Linked DNA regions of Homo sapiens: region 2 is linked to region 1. Evidence: chromatin contacts called from ENCODE Hi-C or POLR2A ChIA-PET data. All regions are on one chromosome and are shown on one strand. The core of a region is the stretch at or near the end of the contact, and the rest is flanking DNA. Distances in the headings are between cores, read along the strand shown. Region 1 overlaps MGLL (monoglyceride lipase). Region 2 overlaps MGLL (monoglyceride lipase).

Region 1 (6,332 bases), core at 198-2,697:
GCACAGAGGGAAGGACCACAGTGGCCGAGCTTAGGGCACAGACAGAGGTCCACTCCAGGCCAGGTCAGGGGCTGGATTGGCCTCAGCACAGGTCCAGGTGGGGCTCCAGGGAGATGTCCCCACCCAGGTTGCTTGGGCAGGGTCCGAGATCCAGATGGCCGTGGCTGCTGTGGCAGGCCCCTTGGCAAGCAGAAGCCACACTGTGGCATGCTTGTGAGGGTCCCCCATTCTACTGAGTCAGAGCTGGCCTTGAGCCTGAGGGGCCCGTGCTACCACAGCAACTGGGTACAGCCCAGTGTTTTCTGCATCCAACCTGGCTTCGCGGGGCCAGAGGGTGAGAAGAAAACAGACATCACTCTAGGTCCCCAGAAGAAGCCGTTTCGGTCTTTGGCAGTTGTTGCTATCATCCTCAGACTGGCATCTTCAAATCCATCTTGGAGATGATGTACCCTCCGGAGCCTTTCTTTCTGGCACACCTGTCCCCTGGCTGCTGGGGCAGCCTGCACACTCACCGCACACCTGACATCCTATGAATCCACATCGCTGCACCCTGCCTAGGTAATAAGGACCTTGCATGGTGGTTGTTGTTTTTCTATCTCCAAATACTGAGTATTTCCCTAAAGACATTCAAGGAGGGTGGATCACACATCTTTCCCCAATCAGAGTGACACACTGTGATCCAGCACACATGAAGATCAAGGGCAAAGCTGGGGAGGCTGCCATGGGGGGAAGGCAGAGTCTGGAGTGACACTGGGTTCCAGTCCCAGCTGCAGGGCACAAACACAGACCTGGCCTGAGGCGTCCCCATCACATCTCCTGTCTGTGAAGTTGAGATGGTAATAATGGTACCTAGGTGTAGAGCTCCAATCTGTAAACTTACCATTGATAAATTGCTTGGAACAGGCCCTGGCCCAGAGCAGCATGCAGGAAGTGCACCTGTTACTACGTGCATACTCATAACTGAAGCTGCAGTAATGACCAGAACTGCTCTCATTTGATGGTCCCTGACAGAGCAGTGGGCTGCAAGGAACCTGCAACGAAGCCTCTGCCCCTCCCTTTCTCATTGTACAAGGGTAGGGGACAGACTTCGAGGTCCCACCAGTTGGTGGCAGTTTTGGACCCGGATCTCAGGCCCCAGCTCCCAGAACCAGGTTCTGTGCACCTCTCCACCCATTTCGTAAATTAAACTTCAAAATCACTCTGGCTGCAAGTGGACCAGAAGAAAGGACTCCTCAAAGGAACTTTAAAATAGGTAGGGTCAGGGCTGGCTTCGCTTTGACACAGCCCTTAAGAAAGGCTGGGGGTGGGAATGGGCAGAGTCTGTCTTGTGAGCTGAGCCTTTCTGAAGTGGGAGCTCAAACAGCATGTGACCAGGAAATGGCTGGCCCACCAAGAACTAAAAATAAACGGCTGTAATGCTGCCAACCGTCAGGGCAGGCGGGGAGGACGCGGAGAGCTCAGGAGCAGAGCCCAGTGGGGTCCTGCTCAAAATGAAAAGAGAACCGCATGCCGGCAGACAAGGTGCTTCATGTGTCACTAACGTGGAAGCAATAAACCACGACTGCACTGTCAGGCTGCCCTTTCTGAAGGGCTTCATATTCTCTATTTCATTTCATTTCATTTTCCAAGGCAGGTAAAGCCATCGTCATTTTCATTTTACAGGAGAGACAACAAGCCAGGAGTGGTAGAGCCAGGATCAGAATTCCAAATCACAGATCTATTAAGCTGTGTTCTCGGTGTCTTGGTTTCTCCCCTGTTAGAGGTAAAGGGAGAAATTAAAAAGCAAACAGAGGACCCAAACCTTGCATGGGATCCTCAGATGCAGTCACAACTCCCCGGCAAGTGCGCTGGGTGCACTACGCATATTTAGTGCTTGTCTGGGCATTTGAGAATGAAGCTCTGCCTGGAGTCCCTCCCTGAAGAGCTGGGGTCCCAAGGGCCCGGCCGATGAAGCGAGGAGCCGAACGTGCCAGGAGGGAGGCAGCCTGCGTGGCAGTCCAGCTCTGCCCACGGCCGGCTGTGCGCCAGCCCTCTCTGTGCCTCCGTGTCCTCACCAGCCAAAAGAGGAAACCCACAGTACCTTTGTGGTGGACTGGTGTAGCCCAGTCGCTTAGGGGAACACGTGGACACACACACAGAAGGCACTTGAAATGCAGCTTGAAGGGCAGTTTGCAGTCTCTGGTCCAGGCAGTGCAGAAGTGGCCTCTTTGACTGCTGTCTCTGAGTGTTCTGTGGCTTCCACCCTGGCTGTGGAGGTTAGTACTGCTTGCTGGAGAAGGAGGAGCCCTGGGGAGGCCTCCACCCTGGTCCCTCAAAGCTTCTCATCCCCACCCTAAACTAAGCCAGCACCCCCAACACAACACGGTGGCTCTAACAAGACACAGCAGCAGGGGAGAAGCCAGTTTGCCCAGTGGGCCCTGGAAAGTGACGCAGTCTGGTCATCAGCACCCCAGAAATCCCTCCCAGGCGGTGGGCCCCTTGATAGTGCGAAGGGTCCGGATGGCCACAGGGAATTGTACGTTATCTGAACACAGCAACTGGGGCCTCTGCTCTCCGCATCTGTGTGGCACCTTGCTCATAGCAGCTGCTCAGTGAAGGCTTGCAGAATTACAAGGCATTTCACAGAAATGATGGTTTCTTTGGATACGCTCAAGTTCACACTTGTGAATCCTGTATGTGTGGGTATGAATTTGGCCTGGAGGATGAGCCCTGTTTAAAGAAAATCAAATAACGCTTGCCCAGCTGGAAAAATCCATGACTTCTGTGCTAATAATTTTTTCCACGGATCACCCCATTTAATCCTACGGCAGCAGAGTAAGGCAGGCAACGTCCCTATGGAGGAAACAAGCTCAGAGATGCTGCCTGATTTATTCAAGCTCACAGTCATTAGGGGGCAAAGTCGGACTGAAATTCTTACACACTTGCACCTTGCTACAGTTTTAACTTTTGGGAAAATGCTTTGGGGTGCAGAGCCGCAGGTTCCATTGGACCAGCGCCCCCCAATCAGTGCTGTGCCTCTGAGCAGCTTGGCGTGGGGCACAGCCCCCAGGCGAGTGGCCCTGGGGTTTCTGCATCATCTGACAGAAGTGCCGCAGCGGCTCCAGGAATAGCTTGCGACGCGCAGTCTGTCAGGGGTGCCGTGCCAGCTCCTCACCTCGCCTCCTGCCAAGGCTCTGCTAGAAGATGCTCTGACTCCCAGAGGTGGCGCCTGAGCCTGGATGAGGGACAGAGCCAGCATCGGGGCTGACTGCAGGGGGAGAACAAGGTCCTTTCACCTTCATTCCTCAGCACCCACGTGCCCTGTGTGGCATGGTGTGAGCCCAGAGGGGTTGGTCCCCTGTTGACAAGTGGAGCTTAGCCCAGAGAGTTCTGTTATGTGAACCTGCTGGGTGGAGGCAGAGTGGCCTGGCCTACTCTTTATACCTGTGTGTCCAGGACAGTCACTTGACCTCTCTGAGCCTCAGATTTCCCATCTGTATGTTAGGCCTGAGGCTTCCTATGGAAACGTTAGCTCATAGGACCCCACACAAACTCAATGTCCCATAAATGGATGCTTCCACCCCTGTGTGGCTCTGCCCTTCCCTCCCGTCATCTTTCCTTTGCTTTTCTTTGAAAGCTGTGTGCACATCCAGCGCTCTCCCTGCTACACCACTGGCTTCCTTTCTCCAACGCAGAAAACCAAGCCGTCTAAGCAGGGCCTGCCCGCAAAGACAGTCAATGTGAGAGGCAGGGGCCAGCTGCCTCCTCCTCAGAGTCGTGGAGAAGTGCTGGATCATTCAGACCCCATAATCATAATTATTTCTCTCCTCAGTTATTGTACAGACGCCACCAGATTGGAAAAATCACTTAAAGGTTTTATTCAGTGGAAGCTTTCTTACCAAAAAAGGAGAATCATCTGAAGGCCAAAGGGACCGATTCCAAGGACCCTGTGTTGAGTGAGGGAGAAGGAGCTGGGCTGATCTGAGCAGGTAGGAGCTCTGCATCAGGCCACTCCTTCCTCCCAGTCCACACGAGAACCAAGAGTCTCTGAAGTCATCGGGATCTCTGGGCTCAAAGCATCTCTGTAAAGTGGCACTGCTTCTGTGAATTACATTCTCTCTTCCCTTCCTTGGAAAATGACCTCTAAGCAGGGGAAGGTGCAGTGAGACATGAGAACATGCCCACAGCTGAGATTTTTAAATGGCCGCAGGTGAACACAGACATCCCTCTTGAGCACGTGATTCAGAAGAGAGGCACACCCACCTCCAGTGAGCATCTACTGTGTACCAGGCACGGTGCTGAGAGCCTTGGTCACATCAGGTGTGGTAGGGGACCAAGGGAGGGGTAAGGACAGTCCCGCAGAGGTTGGAGATGTTAGCCAGGGTCACGCATAGCAGAGAGAAGGGTTGAGAGCCGCCTGACTCTGTGTCTCAGTTGCTGGGGTCACAGAATAGGAGAGCTGGTTTATAATAATGGACGCTGTGAGAAATAGCTGCCAGGGCCGGGCGCAGTGGCTCACGCCTGTAATCCCAGCACTTTGGGAGACCGAGGCAGGTTGATCACTTGAGGTCAGGAGTTCAAGACCAGCCTGGCCAACATGGCGAAACCTCATCTCTACTAAATACAAAAATTAGCCAGGCTTGGTGGCATGTACCTGTAATCCCAGCTAGCTACTCAGGACGCTGAGGCAGGAGAATCACTTGAACCTGGGAGGCAGAGGTTGCAGTGAGCCTAGATCACACCACTGCACTCCAGCCTGGGCAACAGAGCAAGACTCTGTCTCAAAAAAAAAAAAAAAGAAAAGAAAAGAAAAAAAAAAGAAAAAGAAAGAAATAGGTGCCAGGAGCCCCCAGAATATCCTTTCCTGTGAGGGTCATGTTTACAACTTACAGCCAGTGCACTTTTGCACATTTTCAAGAATGATATTTTTCTCCCTAGCAATTGCTTGTCATGATATGAAAAATCGACCCATTATCCCATTGTTTTTTATAACACATATCTGATTTTTAAAGACCCTTTTAAAGGGGAAGACAGAAAAGAAAATTACAGGTGACTTCCCCCATTCTCCTCGCTCGGTACAGCCGAATTGTTAGGAAAGGAGACTGGCACTTTGTCAGCACTAACAACGGAACACACCATTTAATTATACAAGGCTCAGGGGCTGCTCTAAGAGGGCCAAGCTGACCTGGGCTTCTGTCTAGCTTGAAAAACTTCTAGCTATTGACTTTTTGCAAGCTCCTTCACATCTCCAAGCCTCATTCGTGTATTTATTCATTCGTTCAGTCTATAATGTATTAGCTTGATGCCCAGTTACCAACTCCAGGCATGGTGCTGGGCACAGGAGATGCAGCTGTGAACAAAACAGACACAAGTCCCTGCCCTTGGCAGACAATGAGCAGCAATAAATGACTTTAGGGTATGTCCATTGGAGATAAGTGCCACAAAGCAAAATAAAACCTTGGAGGAGGAGGGCGGGGCAGTGGGGGCAGGGGGCCATGCTCAAGCTGCTGGCTCCACTGAGAAAGTGGTAGTTGAGCAAAGACCCAAAGGAGGCAAGGAGGAGCCTCACAGATGACCAGGGGAAAAGGGGGTGGCCAGTGCAAAGGTCCTGGGGCAGGAGGGTGCCTGACTCATGAACAGTCGGGAGACAGGAGGTGAGGTGAGAGGAGAGCACTGTAGGAGAGGAGACAGAGGTCGTGTGCAGCTGGCCACACAGGGCCCAGAGATCCTCAGTTTTCTCCTCTATAAAACAGGAACAGAAGCCCCCAGGCAGCTCCCGTACAGATTTGATGGAATAACATCAGCCAAGTACCTACAGGTGTGCTAGGTGCCCCACCAGTGTAAGCAAGTGTGCGTTTCTTCCCGGCACTCCTGTATCAGCAATCTGTTTACAAGGTGTCGATGACACGTGGCTGAACACATCTGGGTCAGGAGGACCCTGAGCTTGGATTCGGATCTACCCAGGTTGGGGTCAAGAAACACTCTCTCGGAGGCAGGTCCCCCAGCTTCGTGACACTGTCACAGCTTTCTTCATTGTCCCCAAGGTTCTTTGGGTGCTTTTTCTTTTAGGGAGTTCAATGAAGAGTTTCTTTCTCTGGTGTAGTCACTTCACTTGGAGTTACGATTCCTGCTGGAGTTGGCAACTGGGCATCTAGCTAATCTCAGTGTTCTTTGAAAGCGGAGAGTTCCAGAGCTAAGTCATCAATTTCTTGAAGCCAAAAGCCATCTCACTGGTTGTATATATGTGTGTGTATGTCTGTGTGCATGTGTGTCTGTGTGTATTATATATTATATACAGGCACTGGGATATGCCTAGGGCAGTTTCTAATTTAAAAATTAGAAATCAATAAATA
Region 2 (6,171 bases), core at 269-2,768, 38 kb before region 1:
CAGGCATGCACCACCAGGCCTGGCTAATTTTGTATTTTTAGTAGGGATGGGGTTTCACCATGTTGGTCAGGCTGGTCTTGAAATCCTGATCTCAGGTGATCCACCAGCCTCAGCCTCACAAAGTGCTGAGATTACAGGCGTGAGCCGCCGCGCCTGGCCGTTACCCCCACTCCTTTTTTTTTTTTTTTTTTGAGATGGAGTTTCACTCTTGTTGCCCAGGCTGGAGTGCAATGGCGCTATCTCGGCTCACTGCAACCTCCACTTCCTGGGTTCAAGCGATTCTCCTGCCTCAGCCTCCTGAGTATCTGGGATTACAGGCGCTTGCCATCAGGCCTGGCTAGTTTTTGTATTTTTACTAGAGATGGGGTTTCACCATGTTAGTCAGGCTGGTCTAGAACTCCTGACCTTAGGCAATCCACCTGCCTTGGCCTCCCAAAGTGCTGGGATTACAGGCGTGAGCCACCGCACCTGGCTCATTACCCCTTTTTAATTAGTAGCATTGCTCTTCTCTCTCTGACTATACGTACTCTCTCTGACTTCTAAATTTATCAGCAGCTTCTTCTGAAGCTGGCCTGGTACCCGGTGAGCTCTACGGGACTCTGAGCTGAGTTTAGAGGAGGGAAAGGCAGTTGAAGGGATTTCTTGTTGGCTACAATGCTTAGACACCTCAGGGGGTGAAGCACATGCTCTGACTGTTACCAGTAAGTTCCCAGGCCAACCAGTGGGTAGTTCTTACTACCACACTTGGCTTGCTAGGGCTTTTGCATGAAAATGAATGTGAGGACATAAGATCAGTTGTGGCAGGAAGACACATAACTAACCACACAGGGGACCAACATAAAAGCTGTTTCCTCTGGTATAGGCTGACTAATGCACGGGTAGCCTGGCTGGGGCTCCACAGGCAGGAAAACATTTTGATAAGATGATTATAACAGTAGCCATAACAGTAGCCAACTTTATTGTGTATATTCTATGTTGTTTAATTCTCACTACAGGTCCTATGGTTCTCCTCATTTCACAGATGAAGAAACAGTAGTTCAGCAACTTGCCCAAACTCACAGAAGTAGGAAGTCACAGAGCCTAGATCTGAACTCAAGTCAACTGGCTATTCCCCATGTAAGGGGTCTTATTAATGATAGTCTGCATTTGTTAAGGTGCAGGCTGAGCACAGAGACCTCAAAATTTAGTGGCTGAAATAAGAGAGAGGTTTATTTTGCTCTCACTTAGCAGTCCAGAGGTGAGCAGTCCAAGTTGGTAGGGTCACTGGGCTCCACATGGCCATTCAGGGACCTAGGTTCCTTCCATCTTGTTGCCCCACCACCACTTAGAGTGTGGTTCAATCACCAAAGCTGGTCATTGCCTTCTCTGTGTTCCTGACCATGGGGAGGAGAAAGAGCAAGTCTAAGGCAAGCAGATTATTTCAAGTAGGTGTTGTAGAAATTGCATACGTCACTTCTATTCATATTCTATTGGCATAACTTAGTCATACGGCCACACCTAGCTGCAGGGAAGTCTGGGAAATATGGTCTCTATCTGGGCAGCCATATGAACAGTTAAAATTCTATAAAACTCTGTAACTACAGAAGAGAGAATGCAGTTTGGGGCAATCAGTTTGCAGTCTACCATAAAGACCATCTTCTCTTTTGTGAATATTAAGACTGGGCTACCACAGGACAGTGTTAAATGCATTCATGATCATATGCAGACATGGGGTCATCTATTCATTTCATAAATATGAAGCCCTTCCTTTGCCGGTACTACTGTAGTGAGCTGCTTGGGGGCTGCCAAGATGCCTGATTCACTGTCTCTTCCTGAGGCACAGCCGGGAGATGAGACATCAGCCAGGAATCAGGAAAGAGGAAAGAGAGTTGACTGGTGGATTTCATTCACTCATTCAACCTGGTGTATTTACACACATCTTGTGCTGAGAAAGGACTTGAGGTAGCCCACTTGTAGTAGGATACAGCTGGCAAAATGCTGTTCGTGTGCGTAATCTCTTTCACCTTCTCACCCACTCTGAGGGAGGCAGGGTAGTTTCAGAGGAGTTCTGGAAGCATCAGAAATCCCATGACTGGTGAGTGGTGAGGGCAGGATTTGGAGCTGGTCTTGAGGGTGGTAGAAAGGGCAAAGTGCAGATTCGAAGTTGGGAGAGTCCACATTCGAGGCCCGGCTCTTCTGATCCTAACGAATAGCTTCACTCACCCCTGGAAGCCTCAGTTTCCTCATCTGGAAAACTGATGCTCAGGCTACTTATGTCAAAGGGCCAGGAGGAGGACCTGCTGAGATAATGGGTGAGTTTCTGGGGCACGTAGATGCTCCACAGCCGTGAGTGTCCTCCCTGGCTTCTTAGGAGCACTTGGTCCCTGGCAATTTGCATTACATGTTCTATGATGTCCTAAGAATGTGTCCTCGAGAGAACAATGAGTCCATGGACTCAGGGACACTGGGCAGGGCCCTATCTAGGCCTTTGGTGTTTGGCTCCAAGTTCTCCCTTCATCGTGGGAATCCAGCTGCAGGCTTGAAAGGCAATGCTCCTGAGACTGCTCCCCTGCTCTGCCCTCAGCTTCCCTCGGGTGCTCTCCAGCTTGGCTGCACCACCTGTGACCTCACTTCATTGTGGACACCCTGACCAGGGCCCCAGTGACTGGGGTACCTGGAAAGGCTGTGGAGCCCAGCCTCCTACTGATAGGAACCTTCCTGCAGGTGAGGAGGATGGGAAGGGCATCCTGAGTGGAGGAGAGGCCACACAAAGGTGCGGGGAGATGATGTAAGTGCAGAGACATCAGTGATTTTGGCTGTTGACACAACAGGAATATGGCATTTGTGTGAGCACAGATTTGAGTGGGGGAAACTGGGGGCAGGGTGTGGAGTTAGGAGGCTGTTGGGATTGTTCAGGCTGTTGGGGTAATAAGGTCTGGGAGTGACAGCAGAGGGAATGGAAAGAACAAATCCAAGAGAAGTGAAGACTCAGCAAAGGGCCTGTCCAAGGAGGAAGTCCTGGAACCCAGAGTCCAGTGGCAGCTCCACAAGAGGACAGGCAGGGGCCACAGAGGCAAGAACAGGGCCCTGGGGTCCCAGCAGGGTACTTCGGAGCCCCAGGACTGTGACTCAGAGCAAAGCAGAGGCTGAAGCTGAAGGTGGGAGCTCAGAGAGACGTGCTGCCTGTTTTATGGCACCCAAAGAATTCACTTCATGGGCTAGAGTCTGACGCATAGAGAACCTGAACAGGCTCCTGCTTTCCTGCATACATAGATACGAAGAAAAGCAAAAGAGTGATTATCACAAAACTCTGGACAGTGGGTTGCTCCTGCAGGGAGAAAGGTATGCACTGTGCTTGCAAGGTGCTGGTCATGTGCTCTGTGTCTTTGACTGTTAGTAGGTACATCGGGTTTCCACCTGTTATGATTATTTGACCTGTGCAGATCAGTTGTTTGTACTTTTTAATACATATATCTGTTTCACAATGAAATGTCACACACCCCTTGCTGCTCTGGATGACATCAACCTGGGCAAAGTTGGAGATGAAGGTTAGAGATACACTGGAGAAATATATGCTATATAAAGAATTTTGGGCCAGGTACGGTGGGCCAGGTATGGTGGGCCCACATGCCTGTAATCCCAGCACTTTGGGAAGCCCAGGTGGGAGAATCACTTGACTCAGGAGTTCAAGACCAATCTGGGCAACATGGTGAAACCCTGTCTCTACAAAAAATAAAAATCAGCTGGGCAGTGGTGGCTCGCGCCTATAGTCCCAGCTACTCAGGAGGCTGAGGTGGGAGGACCGCTTGAGCCCGGGAGTTTGAGGCTGCAGTGAGCCATGATTACACCACTGCACTCCAGCCTGGGTGACAGAAGAAGACCAAGTCTCAAAAAAAAAGTTGATTTTTATGTTGTTTGTTTTTCTAATCTGGAATATTTGAGGAGTCTAGTGACATTCCGGATGTCTTAGGCATTATATGTCTTAGGCATATAAATAAGGAATCATAGACAGCCATAATAAAAGGATTGTGTTCAACCTCCATCTTTTCACCCTGAGTTTCTATTTTCAGGAGCCTTCCAGCTCAGAAAATAGGCTGCATGCGGAGCAAGACTAGACTGAGTCTTGACAGGTCGAGGGGAATATTACTTAGGAGACATGGTTCTCTTATTCGCCTCAGGAACATTTTTTTTTTGCCTGCAAAAAGCCAGGAGGATTCTCAGCTTTGCCCAGGTGTTCTCAGGGACAGCCACACAGAATGTCCCAGAAGCTGAGTGGAAAGCAGTCCTGGGATACACCCTCTGCAGAGGGATGGTGAAAGACAACTGGAGAGACGATTTTGATGCGGTCACACAGCCAACAGTGACAGTCATGTATGTGGCACAGCATGGCCTCTCGTGCCTGGGGACTGCACAGCATCACAGGCTTCTCCTCTGCCACCCTGTCCTCAAGCACACCAGTGGATTGCAGGCCTCCCACGGAGCTCTGCAGAGTGGGTAAGGCATCCGCCTTCCAGAACCTCTCAGCTTAGCAGGCTGGGTAAGGCAGGCAGTCGCCCCGGGGGAATGTGATAAGTGCCCAAAGAGAGATGTTAGCAGCATGATAAATTAGGTGGTAAATGCACCAGGCTCTCCGTCCCCGTCTGTTTCAGGCTGGTGGATGCTGGATTTGCTTTCGCACATTTATATGGAAATACATCTTTGCTGTGGCTTGTAATTTTCTAGTTGAATAACTTCAGGGTAGGCCTACTTTAGAATTTAATTATCCTTACGCTGGGAGAGCTTTGCTGAGGTTCAGTGCTCAGAAGAGTGCACGATTCTAAACATTGCGTGACACTCACCATAGGGCACCGTTGGCTGCAGTACATCACTGTTTTGAGGGTTGTATGATAGTGTTCTTATGTCCTGCTGACCCAGGAGTCAAGATGGACTGGTCTCAAATGAAATTCTGCCCTACCACTAATCACGCAGCAGGGAGGTTTCTCATCTACTGGATACTTAACCAAGAGGTTTTGAAGCCAGACTGATTTTGGCAACCCTAATGCATTGGCTCCACAGTGCTTTTTTAATGACAGTCCAAGCTAAATATGAAAGATCCAACTGCAGATTCATTGTGCACTAAAGGCTTGAATCTCTAAGTAGTGGTGACATAGTCCTGTAGGGAAATTGTGAATTGAAGCTTCTCAGAATTAGGCTTCTCAAAGCCGAGGCCCAATGTAGGAAGATAATATGTGGCTGTCTAGAGTGTGGTGCTGAAAAAGGGTCAGAGGGCTTCTGTGTTCCTCAGAAAAGGGAACTGGGATTGATTAGTAATATCTGCTTTGAGTTCAGGAGCAGGGACAGTGGCCCAAATGCCATGTGTTTGTAATTAGCCATTTCCAAGATACCTCCCAACTTCTGGGCTCTGTGCAGAGAGTGGTGGGGCGGGGAGGGGGCTTTCTCCAATGTTCTCTCCATTCACCCTCACTGCAAAGTGTTGATGCTATTTCCATGGGAAGATGTTCATGGAAAGATGTTAAGGAATCAAAAGCAGGATTTAAAAGAAACATACAATGTATAAATAATTACGAACAAATTTTAATATATTTGGAAAAGAACCTGGAAGGAAATATATCATAATGTTCATAATTGTTATCACTGGGTGATAAGATTGTGGATGGATTTTGCTTTTTCCTTCATGCTCATCTATATTTTTCTATTTTTGTGCAATGACCCATATTCCTTTTTAAGCATACATAAATTATATGTGTGAGTTGGTGTGTGCATTCTTCAATATTACATATGTGCAGATTTGGTGGCATGCTTTTTTCACTTTATAAATTCATCAGGAACATTAATTACTCCTCCTCAATGTAATTTTTTAGTTACTACTTAAGGTAATTCTAAGCCTTTTGCTTCATCTGGGCTGAAAGGTCTGGACAGCAACCTCATCATCATCTCCTCATATTTTTTTTTAAAGTATCAACTTTTATTTAGATTCAGAGGATACACGTGCAGGTTTGTTACACGGGTTTATTGCATGATGCTGAGTTTGGGGTATGACTGATCCCATCACCCAGGTATTGAGCATAGTGCCCAATAGGTAGTTTTTCAGTCCTTGCCCCCCTCCCTCCCTTCCCCCTCTAGTAATTCCCAGTGTCTGTTTTTCCCAGCTTTATGTCCATGTGTACTCAATGCTTAGCTCCCACTTGTGAG

What was found. Hi-C counts contacts between places; a loop is a spot of excess contacts on that map. ChIA-PET counts read pairs that join two places held with the same protein, here RNA polymerase II (POLR2A). Pooled maps may share reads with other maps.
Region 2: a loop to region 1 is called in a pooled map, with 1.8 times the contacts of the local background. The contact joins two enhancer-like sites. A Hi-C loop is called at or near these places in 15 of 168 maps with a recorded cell type or tissue (Calu3, IMR-90, MCF 10A and 11 more), 9 of 37 single-sample maps with no recorded cell type and 12 of 50 pooled maps. POLR2A ChIA-PET finds 5 or more read pairs at or near these places in 8 of 52 experiments (AG04450, GM12878, MCF 10A and 5 more).

The regions. Positions count from the first base shown.
Region 1 is chr3:127,757,371-127,763,702 of GRCh38, reverse strand. All of the region lies in intron 3 of MGLL (monoglyceride lipase), which reads left to right. Among named protein-coding and RNA genes, the nearest start is that of MGLL, 62 kb to the left of the region's middle. RefSeq lists an enhancer at 684-733. Within about 2 kb of position 1,447, at least 15 of the 41 ENCODE cell types and tissues checked have a DNase peak (open chromatin) inside an H3K27ac peak, as active enhancers do; they include GM12878, where a contact is called at or near this core.
Region 2 is chr3:127,795,323-127,801,493 of GRCh38, reverse strand. The region is part of intron 2 of MGLL (monoglyceride lipase); the gene reads left to right. Among named protein-coding and RNA genes, the nearest start is that of MGLL, 24 kb to the left of the region's middle. Within about 2 kb of position 1,518, at least 7 of the 41 ENCODE cell types and tissues checked have a DNase peak (open chromatin) inside an H3K27ac peak, as active enhancers do; they include GM12878, where a contact is called at or near this core.